Regions from separate parts of the Homo sapiens genome. Here region 1 is linked to region 2. The links are chromatin loops, found by intact Hi-C in ENCODE. Cell type or tissue: HepG2. All regions are shown on one strand.

Evidence for each region. Peaks named below come from ENCODE experiments on the same cell type or tissue, not always from the same donor. Only the 100,000 strongest peaks of a DNase experiment are listed, where the experiment ranks them.
Region 1: a loop joins it to region 2, with 2.7 times the contacts of the local background. A loop is called at or near these places in 1 of 110 quality-filtered maps.

What each region holds. Positions count from the first base shown.
Region 1 is chr11:102,153,070-102,161,069 of GRCh38, reverse strand. All of the region lies in intron 2 of YAP1 (Yes1 associated transcriptional regulator), which reads right to left. Among named protein-coding and RNA genes, the nearest start is that of YAP1-DT, 47 kb to the right of the region's middle. In HepG2, no CTCF peak of the experiment used is centred here; a DNase peak (open chromatin) is centred at 3,669.
Region 2 is chr11:102,057,048-102,065,047 of GRCh38, reverse strand. It overlaps CFAP300 (cilia and flagella associated protein 300), which reads right to left. Exons shown (of 7, transcript NM_032930.3): 3 at 6,093-6,168. It overlaps LOC124902830 (small nucleolar RNA U13), which reads left to right and starts at 6,640; the gene lies at 6,640-6,743. It also overlaps the pseudogene RNA5SP535. In HepG2, a CTCF peak has its summit at 3,579; no DNase peak of the experiment used is centred here.

The DNA.
Region 1 (8,000 bases), 96 kb before region 2:
AAAAAAAAAAAAAAAAGAAAGAAATTATTGGTGACACTGGCCAAGAGCCATTTTAGAGGGACAGTGAGAGTACAGTGAGTAGGAAGTAAAGAAGCAGACAAATTTAGTTGTGCACAGGAAATAAAAAGCTAAATAGGTGGTTATGAGTTCTTGTTTTTTCAAGAGGAAGGGATACAAGTGTTTAAATGTGAACACAGAGTAGCTGAAGATGTGCAAAGGGATTATTGATGGGGCACAGTCATCCTTCAGAGAGCAGGAAGGAATAGGATACAAGCATTGCTTCCACTGTAATAGGAGGTAAGAAAGCAAGCAAATAACTTCATTGGCTGGTGAAAGTTAAGCAAATTCTCGTACTACTGGCAACTGCCAATTCCAGTTATGTGGCATTACCAGGAATAAAAACACGTCTTTTAGCTTCTGGCTTGGGAGTTCTTGTCACTCCATCTTACTGGTCTCAAAGTAAAAAACGGTTTTTCTAAAATGATAAGTTTGCTACTAGCCGAGTAGAATTTTTACAGAGAATCCTTTTAAATGCTTTCTTTTTCAAATCATCTATTAAGACGAATCCAGAACTAGCACATAAACTCTGCTGTCAGAACAGAAAGCTACATGTAATATACATAATACACAATGTTCATGATTTGTTAACTGATAGCACTGGTAAAGAGATAAACTGGTTATGGCGGTATTATGCTTACTATTTCTACACCTTTAAGTTGGTGGTTTGAAGCTTAAAAAAATATGCTGGGCCAGGCGCAGTGGCTCACGCCTGTAATCCCAGCTCTTTGGGAGGCCAAGGCGGGCGGACCACCTGAAGTTGGGAGTTCAAGACCAGCCTGACCAACATGGAAGAACCCTGTCTTTACTAAAAACACAGAATTAGCCAGGCATGGTGGCACACGCCTGTAATCCCAGCTACTCGGGAGGCTAAGGCAGGAGAATCGCTTAAACCCAGGGGGCAGAGGTTGCGATGAGCCAAGATCACGCCATTGCACTCCAGCCTGGGCAACAAGAACAAAACTCTGGCTCAAAAAAAAAAAAAAAAAAAAAATCCTTTATGTAAATCAGGTTTTGTCAGCTATACAAATTTAATATAGATTTTTGATTCTTTTGAAATGTCTGATACATTTCTTGACGCTACTCTTCCTCCAGGGGTAATCTTTTCCCCAACTGGCCCACAAAGCACCTAATTTCTATCCAACCTTTTAAAGACCCAGAAGCCTCCTCCTTTTGGAAGACTCCTCTGTGGAAAAGAAAAGTCAAGCAGATGTATATTACAATCCCAGCTCTGCCAATGACAATCTGGATTGTGTGGGCAATTTTTATCAATCTGCTCTACCTTCAATAAAGTGGGACTGATTTATTTACTTACTTTCCAGGGTTGAGGTAATTAAATTCAGTAACATATATAAAAGCAACCAGGACTGTGACTCCTGGTACGCAAAAAGCCCTCAAAAATTTCATTCTGTTGCTACCCCAATATTTAAAATAGGAAAAACTTCATGGTGAATGGGCCAAGAATATGTTTTGTTAAAAATGAGATAAGAGTTCAGTTAAGTGAAGATGACAGGTCTAGTTTAAGAGCTTTAATAGGAGTTTGGTTTTCACCAATAAGTAATGAAGAGATGCAGTAGGTAGATGCCACAGGTTTGAAGGCAAGGAACAGAAATGATAAAAATGTTTCTGGACCGTTACTTCAACCTGCAGAGAGCTATCAGCTTAGGGAAAGAATTAACCAGAAGCCTGGACATGTGAACGGAGACCCTCCTGCTGCAGGCTGAGCACTGCGCCCTGGGTACCTGCTGGCTGGCTGGGCTTTGAGGACCTGTGCGGCACCACAACCTGTCAATAAACACCTCGCCAGCAAAAACAAACACAAACAAACAAACAGAGAGAGACAGAGAATGAACTAGAAAAGGAACTCAGCAAGTGTAGACTATATTGGCTCCTAGGGGAAGGGGAACAACATAATAATTTGGAAATAAAATAAAAATCTCATCCCTATAACCAAATGCCGCAAAATATTAATTGCTAAAAACCTTTCCATACAATCAATTTTTACTTAAGCCATAAGATAGTCGGTTCTGTCAATATAAACCAAAGCAAAGAATAAACAATATTTCTTAAGCATTAGCCAAAGCTCATCCTAATAAATTCTAAAACACACTTCAAATTCTTGATTGTGTGTTTTATTTTCAAATGCTGAATCTATAACCCTTATTTAAGGAACACTGAACAACATAATCAAAATGGGCTTTATAGTAATGAAAACACTGATGACTTTCTTATACCTATCTTCAAAGTTTAGGATTATAATTTTATAATGCTAATTTGTGAAAGCACTAGTAGGAGGTTAGTGCTCATGTAGGTTAGTAAAATAAATAACTAAAAATAATATACTAAGAAAGAGATTAACATTGATACTGGTACTGTGATAAGGTTTGGAAACTTCAAAGAATGGATACTATCAATTCTTTCATACCCCTGCTATTCAAGAGTGTGGGCCTTGGGCCAGCAGCACTGAGCACACCCAGGAGCTAGTTAAAACTGCAGAAACTCAGGCTCCACCCAACCCACTGATGAAGAATCTATAGTTTAATGAGATCCTCTGTATGTTCGTTGAAGTTTGAGAAGCACTGCCTTAGATACTACTTTGAGATTTGATCACCTACAACATTGTTTTAAGAACGACATATGCCTGGAGGGTAAATATTTTGTGTCCATGATAAAGCAAAAACCACTAATCTGAGGAGTTAAGCAACCTCTGAAACTCTCAATTTGTAAAATGATTCCATCTTGGTTAAAATCTAGAACTAGTATCAGTAGAATGAAACTGTTTTTAAACTTAAACCTAACTATATTGTATCTTTTGTCCTCTTTTCTTAATCCATTTTTGAAAATATGTTTCTTCTAAACTAAAAAACTTGTAAAACCGATTTTTCACAAAATCCCAGGAGTGTAATCTTAAATCGTTTGTACCTGTGCACAGCTACCTAACAAACTGGTTCCTTCCAAGTCTGCTAAGATTTCGTGATGTCAGATGGCACAAATTAGGCGTTAGGAATTTAATATAATCTACAAACGTTATAAATAGAAGCTTTTTATGGACACTCCAAATACCATAATTAGAAACTTTTTTAAAAATGCAGCTGTCAAGTGTTTAAGCCCCTAACACACCTTTAAGACTGTCTTCATTGTGTTGTAAGGGGAAAAGAGAAAAAAACCCAAACATGCACTTTTGATGATAGTGACCTGCTCAGACACTGAATTTTTTCTGATAAAAGTGAACAAAGATAACATGACAAAAATGTGCTTTATGTGCCCAAAAGAGACATCAGGACAACCAAGTCACCCACTTCCCTGAAGAAAAGTGAGAAAACTTGAACTTAAATATATGTAAGACCTCACAAAGCCTAGTATCTAATGAGAAATCAAATGACCAACTAAACAATCTTTTTTTATTAAGAAAAATTGACTTTTAGTAAACAATAAAACTGGAAAACCAGGAATAATACAAAACGGTGTGAAGAATGTTTTAAGCTTTTAATATTGTTGTCAGGCCCTCAAAATACTATGATGGCAGTACTGGGAGTGGGCAGTCAGCCCAGATTTACTGCTCACTTATCAGGCCCATGTTTGTTGTGCAAGTGTTATAGAGTCACATGCTAGAGGCTGTTCCCAAACTAGCTAAACCTACACGCTTAACTGACTCTAGGAACAATGATACATTGTTCAATCTAATCCTTCCATGAGCCACAGTTCCTAAACCACAACTATAGGCTTTTTATATTTGTATATGTCCATGGTGGACTATTTCTAGAACCTCAAAAATTCAGTGATTATGCATATACTATATTTCCTTGACATGCATGAGAAGACGTAAACATTTTGCCTCTATGATAATATGGTTTCTGCACTACAGGATATCAGAATCTTAAATTGAAATTTAAATAATTAAGCTATCACTGAAGGCTGTTAATGAGTTAAAATTATGAACAAGTATGAGCAGAAATACATAAAAGCAAACATGACCATTTATTATAAGTCTACAAACTGTACACCACACTATAATCTGACCCTATAGCTTTAGGTTTGATAAAATTAACATTTGCCCGCAAGCATGAAACCAATTTAAACACAACTTAAACATGTTGACAAAAAAAGTGACATGCTGACATGTTTATATATAATACATCTCCCCTGGGAAATGATTATTCCCTAAGGAAAGGGTGAGGATGGACCAGCCATGAGAATAATGCCAAAGCTCAAGTGGAGGCTTCCTGAAGCAAGCACAGTTCTCTCAATCTTGATCCCAAATGGCGTGTACCTGAAGTTACGTTCAGCAAAATTGAACATCTTTTCCTAATGCCATAGTGACTGAGAATATTCCTCCCAAAAGTTCAAAAATTGTATTTGTCCTGATTTCATGATATAGAAAACAACAGATGTCATTAGAGTATGAACTGAAAACAAAGACTAGAATTCCAATGATAAGGTCCACCTAGCTCTTTTCGTAATAATCACCTTACAGGGAAAAGGCAAAAAAAGAGAAATGGCAGAACTAAAAATAAAGAAATATTTTAAAACAGCCCTGAGAAATTTTAGTTACAGAAAGTCTGCTGTAAGTGTTTTTCAAAATGTGGTTCCCAAACAACCTGCATCAAAATTAGCAGGGCAGACTTATTAGCACCTGGGTATTTTTATGAATAACAACAGTTATTTCAGGAAAATAATTGACCTAGCAATTTTACATGTTCTTTCATAATCTCAGATCTTTACATACAGTAAGACATTTATTTACCCAAAAGAGCCAAAATAGCAATTCAACCTCTTCAAAAGATGGTTGGTGGTTTTCTCATATTCTACTGTTTTGCTTAAACTGACATTCCTGAACAAATACTATTTTAAATGGAACTACTACATGTCAGATGTCAAAAAGAAGTGAACTTTCTTATATAGGTTACAGACATTGGCAGTATTATCTTTTCATTTTATAATTGTCAGTCTAGGCACAGAATAAAAAAAAAACTGTGAAGATGAAACAAATGTGATGGGTACCAACTCTGACCTCATTTGTCATGACATGACTTAGGAGTAATGCCCTCAACCAAGGACCAGGAAGGAAGACAGGTTTAGGCAGTCAAACAAAGTTATAATCAGTGTTCTGTGGCCACATCAGACACCAGTGGCTTCCAAATAAGGATCTGTTCAGTCGGCTGGCTCATACGACTACAGTGAGGGAATCTAGTTACAAATCTGGAACCACATTCACTGTATATTTATGGTGACATTCAAATTTTCAACTGTTAACAACATAACAGGGCTTCGGCCACCCAAAATATTATTACAACACAAGTCTAACAGCGAGGGAAACATTTCCCAAAGGGTAAATCACCAGGAAAAGAGTCAGGAAAATCCACACTAAACGCTTCTTAGCAAAGTGGGCAAATGGTCTTCATCAAAATAAAGTGTATATGGAACTTGTAACGTAAACTGCTGACACCACCCACTCCTCCTCCAGCCATTTTGATGAAAATAATACAAACAGTCAAGGAACCTTCTGTGTTCTTTACCACTTACTTTTAACAAGTTTGGTAACACTACAGAATGTCTTCAATCATCTACAAAGATTCATATTGTAAGTTAGCAAAATAACTTGGGGAGGGGCCCCAAAACATAAAACAATTTAACTGTTACATATTCTATACGTAATGTATGTCAAATAATGAGATGGTTTCCATACAAATAGATACTAAGCACAGAGTCTTACCTAGTCTTAACTACTCATTAAATGATATAAAAAATCTATTTTACTTTGATGTTTCATTATTCGTTAGATGTCATTTTTAGGAAATGTTATTTAGGTAACTTTGAAACTTTGGTAATGCTTTCAGGGCCTTCCACAATCAGAAAAGAGGGCAGGACAGTGGTAGAAAGGCATTAGATTTATTTAAGTTGGGAGTTAGGTTACCCAATCTCAGTGAAGTAATTTGACTTTTCTGAACCTCTGCTTCAGCAGCTGTGATATATAACAGGCCACCATTAAACAGGAACAAATACTTCACCTATTGACTGCCTACTGTGTTGTGCAAAACAAAGTATGTTATCCATATAACCAGTTTTAAAGTAAATAAAATAATATCTGATGTCAACACTGTTCAGTCTTTTGGCTCACATGTCTGCTGTGAGGGAATCATACTTAGCTACAAACCTGAAACCATATCCATTGCGTATTTATGGCAACATTCAAGTTTTCAACTGTTAGTAACACATTGGGTGTTAAATTACCAATAAGTAACAAAGTAATTTAAAGTAAGTAAGGGAACCCTTGGCTAAATAAAGGTTACTGGTGATAATAATAAATTAGTGAATAAGTTTTACACGTAGGACTATGACAGATATTAAGGTGGCTTACCAGATCTGTGGATTTCGTATGTGGCAAAAGAGTGGTGGGATTCTTTCAATCATGGCCAAAAATTCTTGCAATAGTCACCCATCATTCTTCCATCCATTAATATCTCTTTGTATGATTATAACATGCTGTGTTTTTCTCTGTATGTATGTATATACACACATATATATATACACATGCATGTGTAATTTTTTTTTAAAGAAAATAAATGCTAGACACTCATACAAATCATGCTTACAGGACTGGCTTACTTAGAAGAGTCAGTAGTCTTTCAATACCAAATTACAAATACAGATTAAATGTCTTCCCTTCTGTCTCCTCTGGATTTAACATGTTTACAGAGAGAAAGCAAGAGAACACAGTTGTGGTATAATCATATAAAGATATTTTAAATTCCCTAGTTCACCAGAATCAGAACATTTGTTCAGGCTGAAAACTAGGATTCAACTTGCTTTCTGTTAAGTTGCAATTGAAATGTGATCCTGTCAGTGAAAATACAGCTTTCTTCTTTGAACCTCTCAAGTTAAATGACTATGAAATTCCATTATACTATGAAATATATTATCACCTTTTTGAGGGGGATTTTTATGGCTACTGGTAGAAAATGTTACTAATAGTCACAGTCATGGTCATTAAAAAGAAATTAATAAAAAGGTTATACTGTAAATATTAAGTAACATGATCACTTAGAGACTGCCTCAATCTATGAGACCCATGCTAGCAGGCTGGATCTTTAGTGTTACATGAGGATTACACAGAAGGTGGGTTCACAGGTTTCTAGGTCTTACAGATTTTTTTTTTTTTAAGAGTTCCTCTGTATGGAGAGGAATATTATTCTAGTCTCCCATTAAGATGTCAGATGTCAATTGCCTAGCAGCTCACTAAGAACAAACTCAAGCTCTCGGAATCTAAAAAGTTAGTAAAAAGGCTGTTTACTAAATTGGAAGAAAGATAATTGAGTACAGCAAATATATTAGGAGTTTCATTGAAATTCTTTTCAAAATTCTTCCAATAACTAAAAAGATTAATAATTACTGAGAAAGGTTCCTGAAGCAGGAACTCAATTTGGTTATCCACAGAACTCACTTCATTGAATTTCTAATTCACATATAATAAACACATAGAAAATAACTGATACTTCAATGCTGTATCAGAAAACACTCTTGCATTTTAAGGTGAGAAGACTGACATACCTAAGAATTATAAAAGAAAGATGATTTCTCTGCTATCCTTTTTAAAAAGAAGACAAAGTTCTATACATGTAAGAGTTTTCATAAAATGTTTTGTCCACTACAACTGTGGTGGGGAGGAGCAGTGGAAGAGTGCGCAGTGACTTTAACCATCTGTGAATCACTCATATCTGTGATACTGTGGAAAATTTTGGTCACTATTGCTCAAAACTGACATATGTAACTGCTACACAAAAGATGAACTATGAAAATGGCTTAAGGGATGGAACAAAGACTAGGCCTAACTGGAATTGGAACACCTCAGTCTATAAAGATGAAGTCCACATGGAGATGTGATTAAAATCTAAGAGAAAAGGAAAATTTCAAAGTTCTCAAAATATAAAAAACACTTCACACCT
Region 2 (8,000 bases):
AAGGTAAATTTCAAATCAGGCCCTAATCAAATTATCACAAATTCAGAATTACAGAAAACTGAAATAACGGCATTTTGTCTATTTTTCTCTTGTAGACTTAGTTTTGCCCCATCCTCCATTCCCTATCCCACACTTATTTCCTGAATTTATCATTCAGGAATGGATTTTCTGCTACTAGAGGTCCCATTAAATTACAGAAAGTCATAAAGATTAAAATGAATATTTTTATTATTACCTCCATCGATCACTGAATCAGTCTCTATGTAGACACATATACACACACTCTCATTCTGATAGAACAGTGGTGGTGTTCTTTTGTTCAAAGCTCTAAGATTGTAGACCTAGGTGTGGTGGCCCTCGGTGTATCCCTACCCTGGATACATTTGCTGGATCTCTGACCTGAGAAGTAGCTTGTGCTTAAGAAGAGTAAGTAATGCTGGTGAATGTTTACACTAGCTCTTTTGGCTGTCCACTTGAGAGTCATGCTAGGACCTGTTATTCTATGTCCTGAGCTGGGCTCATGTGGAGGCATGAAGGATGCCTGGAGCCAGGAACTGTGTATGCCTCAGTAATTGCAAAAGCTATGCTGCTAAGAAGCTTCCTTTGTTTAGAGGTAAGATCCTCTGAGGGATTAGATAAAGAAAAAAGGAGACCATAGGAAATGATAAGAGGAGTTCTAGGTGATGTTGAAAGTCCAAAAAAACAAGACCAGTGTAGAGCCCGATAGTTTCTGAAGATTGGTCAGTGGACACAGGAGGAGGGACTGACATCGGGCATGCCATTTTAATTAGCCTACCCTAGGTCTGATTTGGGGAGTGGAAGGAGGGTTTGGATGGTGAAAAAATATGATTAAGTTCAAACCACTTAATAAGAGATATGAAAATAGCATTTGCTGTGGACTGAATTCTATCTCTTCAAAATTCATATATTGAGACATAAAAAATAGCATTTTCTATGGACTGAACTGTATGGCCAAATATTCATATATTGAAGCTCTAACCCTCAACGTGATGGTAGTTGGAGATGGGGCCTTTGGGAAATAATTGGGTTTCAATGAGGTAGAAGGAGGGATGGTCATGGGACTTCAAAATATGAATTAAGAAAGGCATAGTTCAGTCATTGAGTCTATAACATGTAACCACTAGGACCCCAAATTCATGTTCTTCTCACATGCAAAATACACTCATTCCATTCCAACAGCCCCACAAACTTTTTTTTTCTTTTTTTCTTCAACAAGGTCTCACTCTGTCACCCAGGCTGCAGTGTGGTGATGTGATCATGGCTCATTGTGGCCTCAACTTCCTGGGCTCAAGTGATTCTTCTGCCTCAGCCTTCTGAATAGCTGGGACTACAGGTGTGTGCCAACACAGCCAGATAGTTTTTTGTAGAGATAGGGTCTGCTGTGTTGCCCAGGCTAGTCTCAAATGCCTGGGCTCAAGTGATCCTCCCACCTTGGCCTCTTGAAGTGTTGGGATTACAGGGGTGAGCCACCTTGTCCTGCTCCCAAAATTTTCACTCATTCCAGTATCAACTCTAAAGTCCAAAGTTTCTTCTAAATATCATAAAAATTGGATATGGGTAGACTTGAGGTATGATTCATGCTAAGGCAAAATTCCTCTCCAGCTGTAAACCTGTGAAGAAGGACAAGGTATGTGTTTCCAAAATACATAGGTGGGACAGACATAGGCTAGTCATTTCCATTCCAAAAGGGAGAAACAGGAAATAAGAAAGGGGTGACAGGTGTCAAGCAAGCCCTTAACGTAGAAAGTCAAATTCCTTTAGATCTTAAATGCTCAAGGATAATCTTCTTTGGTTTGATACTCTGCCTCTGGACCCACCGAGGTGGCAGTCTTGCTTCTACCCTGGTGGCGGTAGAGCCCTGAAGGCTCCGGGTGGCCCAATCTCCAAGGTTCCACAGGGCCAATTTAGCCCGTATGTTCTGCAGGGTGGCCCTGCCTCCAAGGCTTTGGTTGGAGGCCATCTGGCCTGTTGAAATGGAGGCAGTGGCCCTGATGGCCCTGAAGATCTCTGAATTGCTTCGGGGTCTTTCTAACCTTTTCTTGAAGAATAGCGCATGTTCACAGCCCAATAGCTCTATGGTCCAGTCTTGCAGGATCTAAGAAGGCCAACAGCCTTCCTTCATCTCATCTCATTGTTCAAACTAGCAGAGTCTTTGCTGCTGATATAATTCCATCTCTATTCCTGACTTCTGTTGAAATGGCTCATTAAGTCCATAAGTCATACCCATGATCTCTTTATCAAATGGCTGTTCAGTGTTCTGAACAGTGTTCTCTTCAGAACAAACCTTCTCATTTTTTACAATAAGGATAGGTTGAAAACTTTCCAAATCTTCAAATGTTTGTTCATTTTTGGTTAACAATTCCTTCTGCAATTCATCTCTCTTCTTTCATACTTTACTATAAGCAAGACATTACTTTAAGACTTTGCTTAGAAATCTCGTCAGCTAAATCTCCAATTTCATCACTTATAAGTTCTACCTTCCATAAAACAATAGAAAACAGTTCATCCAAGTTATTTGCCACTTTATAACAAAGATCACCTTTACCCCAGTTTCCAATAACATATCCCTTATTTCCTTGGGCGCTATCACCAGAATTGCCCATAGTGTCCGTATACATGCACCTCAAGCTTCCATCCATCATTCAGTTCCAAAGCCACTTCCACATTCTTAGGTATTTGTTACAGCAGCTCCTCACTTCTCAGTACCAAGATCCATCTTAGTCACCTTGGGCTGCTATAACAAAATGCCATAGTCTGGGTGGCTTAAACAATAGACATGTATTTCTCAAAGTTTTAGAGGCTAGAAAGTCCAAGGTCAAGGTCCAGATGATTCAGTTGCTGGTGAAGGCACTCTTCTTGGCTTGCAGAAAATTGTCTTCTTTCTGTGTACTTAGATGGCTCTAGTGCTTTTACTTCTTATTATAAAGGCATTAATCCCACCATGAGGGCCCCACCCTAGTGCCCTCATCTAAACCTAATTTATTTTCCAAAGGCCCCATCTCCAAAAACCATCACATTGAAGGGTTAGGGGTTAAACATATGAATTTAGGGGTGGGGACACAACTCACTCCATAACACATGCTATTTTTTATGTAGGAATTTCATTAAATTATGTCCCCAGCATTTATAAGACATGTAATGCATCACTATGATCACATACAGAAAGAACACAGTTTTTCCCTAGTACTAGCATTATAAAACACTGGGTGCCTCCTTATCATTCGGTGTCTTAAGTTAGTACTTTTCTGGCAACCCCATCAACGTGGAAGTGACAGAGGCAGGAGAGTGAAGTGGTGAATGTCTTCAATTCTGGATCCTCTGCTCACTCAGTCGAGTAAAACTGCACACATTACTTAGCTTATGCCTCTGACTATTCATTTGTAAAATAGTGATATATAATACTACCTTTCTTGCATTGTTTCATGAATGAAAGGAGTTAATGTGTATGATGCCCTTAGCTGAGCACATAGGAAGCATCCATTATATGTTATCAAAAAAAGACAAAGTGTATCTAAACATAGGAGCTATGGCGGCTGGCTGAGAGGATAAAACAGCACCGACAACTGGCAATCTCCAGGGAGTGCAGCACAGTGAAGGAGGTTCCATCATCACTTTCTTTAGAACTGGTTCACTTCCCAAAAGAATGTCTCTTCACCTATTTTAAAAAGCTGCTTCTTTTGCTTTAAAAGGGCCCCAGAGGAAAATAAGAGGGGGGTATTTCAGAAAAAGAAATATAGCAGAAAAAGAAAAAGTAAAAGGAGATAAAAATGAGCTAGTGGAAGAGTACTAACATTCCACTAGAACTTCTGCTTCTGAAATAGTGTTATTATTCTTCTGTCCTATTTTTCAGAGTATCTATAATTCATCAAGTCAGGCACATGAGACATTTGAGAACCTCTTTTTGCAATGATTTTTTCAAAAATTAGTATAAAGTTAATGCTATTTTGTGTATGTACTAACATGGGGAGAGGGTTGAGCACTTATTTCAGTGAGCCTTATTTTTTCAAATAGATTGACTGAAGTTACTGTAAACATGTTTTCTAAACACTGTGATACATGGCTCTGATTATTTCCTTTTGAAAATTTTGAGTTGGGTAAATATATTCTCTCAGATACTCAGTTTAATTTTGTAAGTAGTCTGTACCAGCTTTTCGCTCTATAAATTTTGCAGTAGTCTTTAGCCAAAAGCAATAAAATCTGACCTACTAAGTCTAACATCATGAACTGTTTGTAATCTTGTTCTTGACTAATACTTTAAGTTACTTTTGTGTAATTTACCAAAATACACCCCTAAACAAAAAAAATCTAATTTAAAATGCATTTTATTGAGTATAAATCCATATCACCAATCAGATTCTCCTTCTAAATGGAACGTTGCTTTTATTCATTCTGTTGCTAAGATAATCTCAACCTAAAATTTAAAATATAGCTTTCATTTTTTTTTCCCCAAAATAGTCTTATATTAACTCTGCTTTCTTCCTTGTCCCAAGAGTTATTGAAGGGACTTAAGTGAGTGCTACTAAGTGTTTAAGTGTTTGGGTAATTTTCTTAAAAAAAATTTCTGGCTCTTTCAATGTATTATGAAATAATACATTATGAAAATATAATCTAGCTGGGCGCGGTGGCTCACACCCATAATCCCAGCACTTTGGGAGGCCAAGGCAGGTGGATCACTTGAGGCCAGGAGTTTGAGACCAGCCTGGCCAACATGGCGAAACCCTATCACTACTTAAAAAAAAAAAAAAAAAAATTTAGGCTGAGCGTGGTGGTTCACGCCTGTAATCTCAGCACTTTGGGAGGCCAAGGTTGGCAGATTTACTTGCAGTCAGGAGTTCAAGACCAGCCTGGCCAACATGGCGAAACCCCGTCTCTACTAAAAACACAAAAATTAGCCAGGTGTGGTGGCACACACCTGTAATCCCAGCTACCTGGGAGGCTGAGGCAGGAGAATCGTTTGAACCTGGGAGACGAAGGTTGCAGTGAGCTGAGATCACACCACTGCACTCCAGTCTGGGTGACAGTGAGACACTGTCTCAAAAAACAAGTAAGCAAAAAACCAAAAATTAGCCAGGAATTAGCCGGGTGTGGGGGCCCATGACTGTAATCCCAGTTACTGGGGAGGCTGAGGCATGAGAATTGCTTGAACCCAGGAGGCACCACTGCACTCCAGCCTGGGTGACAGAGTGAGACACTGTCTCAAAAAAAAAAAAAAAAGTCCTGTGGTTGGCTGATTCCTCTGTGAGAAATCCATGTACCCATGTACTCATCTCAATTTAGATTTTGCCCAAATATCCCAATATCAGTGGACTCTTTCCTGATCTTTTCCCTCTGGGCAGAACTGACCATTCTTGCCCACACTTTTACATTTTTTTTAGTTTTTGAGGCATTCTTGCTCTCTCACCCAGGGTGGAGGGCAGTGACACAATCTCAGCTCACGGCAACCCTCCACCTCCCAGGTCCAATCAATTCTCCTTCCTCAGCCACCAAGTAGCTAGTATTACAGGTGCTCGCCACCACGCCTGGCTAATTTTTGTATTTTTAGTAGAGATGGGGTTTCACCATGCTGGCCAGGCTGGTCTTGAACTCCTGTACTCAAGTGATCCGCCCGCCTCAGCCTCCCAAAGTGCTGGGATTACAGACGTGAGCCACCATGCCTGGCCCTTGGCTACACTTCTATGGTAGCACCTTTGACATATTAGTACATACACACACACACACACACACACACACACACACACACACACATTTTAACATATCAAGTTCATTTAGTACAGGTTTTCTTATTTACCTTAATGTTCCCTATATCTAGCAGAGTACATGGAAAATACACAATAAATACTTTTATATGAATAAAAAGAGAGAAAAATTGCTCTTATGTGTTAAGCCAGCATAGTAGCAGTAGACTCCCAGGAAAGAGATGCAGGGCAGGTCTGGCACAGCTGGTCATATTTGATCTTGATGTATCAAACAGATGAGTCATTCCCAATTTATATTTTAATAATGAAAATTCCTGAGGCAAAATTTTCTTATAATAGTAAAATAGTATCTGAAAAGATGAAAATTTTATTTACCTAATATGATCCATTGTCCAGAAGAATCTGAAAGTAACTTCAAATTGGGAATAACATTTGGGTCTTTGAAAAAAGCCTAAAATACAAATTTGAGGGGAATAAGTTAGATATTTTATTATAAATGATAGTAAAAATTAACATAAAATAACTATAATCTCCTTTAATTCAAATAGAAAGGACAATTTTAAATTGGTAAAATGTCTGAGTAATAAAGAGTTTATAAATAAATGAAGTTTTATTACATCCAACTTGGAACAGTATGAACATTGTGTGTCCAAGTACAGATGTCTTTGGAACTTAATTTAGAAAATAATGATATAGAGTAAACATTAGGAGGTTATATAATATTTGAAAACTTTGTTTTCCTTCAATCTTGCTTATTGAATTGCCTTCGTAACAACTGACATACTAGATCTAAATCCAAAAGTAACTGTCAATTTAATTCTTTCCAAAAGGCATGTAAAAAAGTGAAAAATCTAACTTCCTAAAAATGAAACGTTTTCTGTATGGCAAAAGACAACAAAGCAGGTAAGAGTTTTAGTTCCAGATCCTTTTGTAGTTTATGAGCATGATGACTGGGTTTTCACAGGTATGTGTGAGATGTGCCATCCTCGAACCTTGTTATGATGTCGGCATATTGTCAGTCTGACATGAAATAAGAAAAAAATATATAAAATAAAAAAGAGCTTTAGTTCTTGGCACCAGCAGCTGACTCAAGCTGAAAAGGCAGAAGAAAATTTATTAGAAGCATCTCAGGGAGTCCACAAAATGTTCCGGGGGTGGAGGGCATCAGGCTGAAGGCTGGACCCAGGAACAATCCAAAATCATATGCAGAACTGCCCTCATGAGGAAACTGTCACCCTTGCTGCAGCCCCACGAAGCACTACAGTTGATCTTAGCCAAAAGGCTGAGAAGCGATAGCCCCATCAAGCACTAGAGGAAGCCACCATCACCCCTTTCTCCTATTCAAGTACTAACCAGGCCCAACCTTACTTAGCTTTCAATATCAGGTACATCGAGGATGGTATGGCCATAAACATCAAGTACTAACCAGGCCCAATCCTGCTTAGCTTCCAGCATTCAGGGTGGTATGGCTGTAGACATCACCATCACTCCCTTCTAACCTAGGCCATTGCTGTGCCAGGTCTGTCTGGCCTGAAAGTGGTCTCTGCCACTACCTTTGCCAAAGAAATGAATTCTGTGTGTGCCTCCTTCCTTAAGTTGCTCACTTCAAAATTCCAGTCTTGCACTGATGAGTCTGTTTGTAAACCTAGGTCCCACGCTTACTATCTGGATGCAAGGGAGTTCCTTGCATTTTGGGAGGTTTCACTTGGACTTCCCAAAAGTTACTCCCAAATTGCATGGTTGTTTACAAGGTGCTGGACAGCCAGAAAACATAATGTCTGTGAAGAGCAATAAACAAAAGAAAAATAATAGACTGAGAGAAAATATTTGCAACACATATGTTAAAACGGAGAAACTGACATCCTAGTGATTAAAAAAAAAAACTAACTGTAAGAAAAACTGACAAACCTAAATTTTCTTCTGCCTTTTCAGCTTGAGTCAGCTGCTGGTGCATGGAACGAAAGTTTTCTTTTTTTCTTTTTTTTTTTTTTGAGATGGAGTTTCGCTCTTGTTGCCCAGGATGGAGTGCAGTGGTGCGATCTCGGCTTACTGCAACCTCTGCCTCCCGGGTTCAAGCGATTTTCCTGTCTCAGTCTCCTGAGTAGCTGGGATTACAGGTGTGTGCCACCATGCCCGGCTAATTTTTTGTATTTTTAGTAGACAAGGGGTTTCACCATGTTGGCTAGGCTAGTCTTGAACTCCTGACCTTGGGTGATCTGACTGCCTTGGCCTCCCAAAGTGCTGGGATTACAGGCGTGAGTCACCGCACCCAGGCTAGCTCTT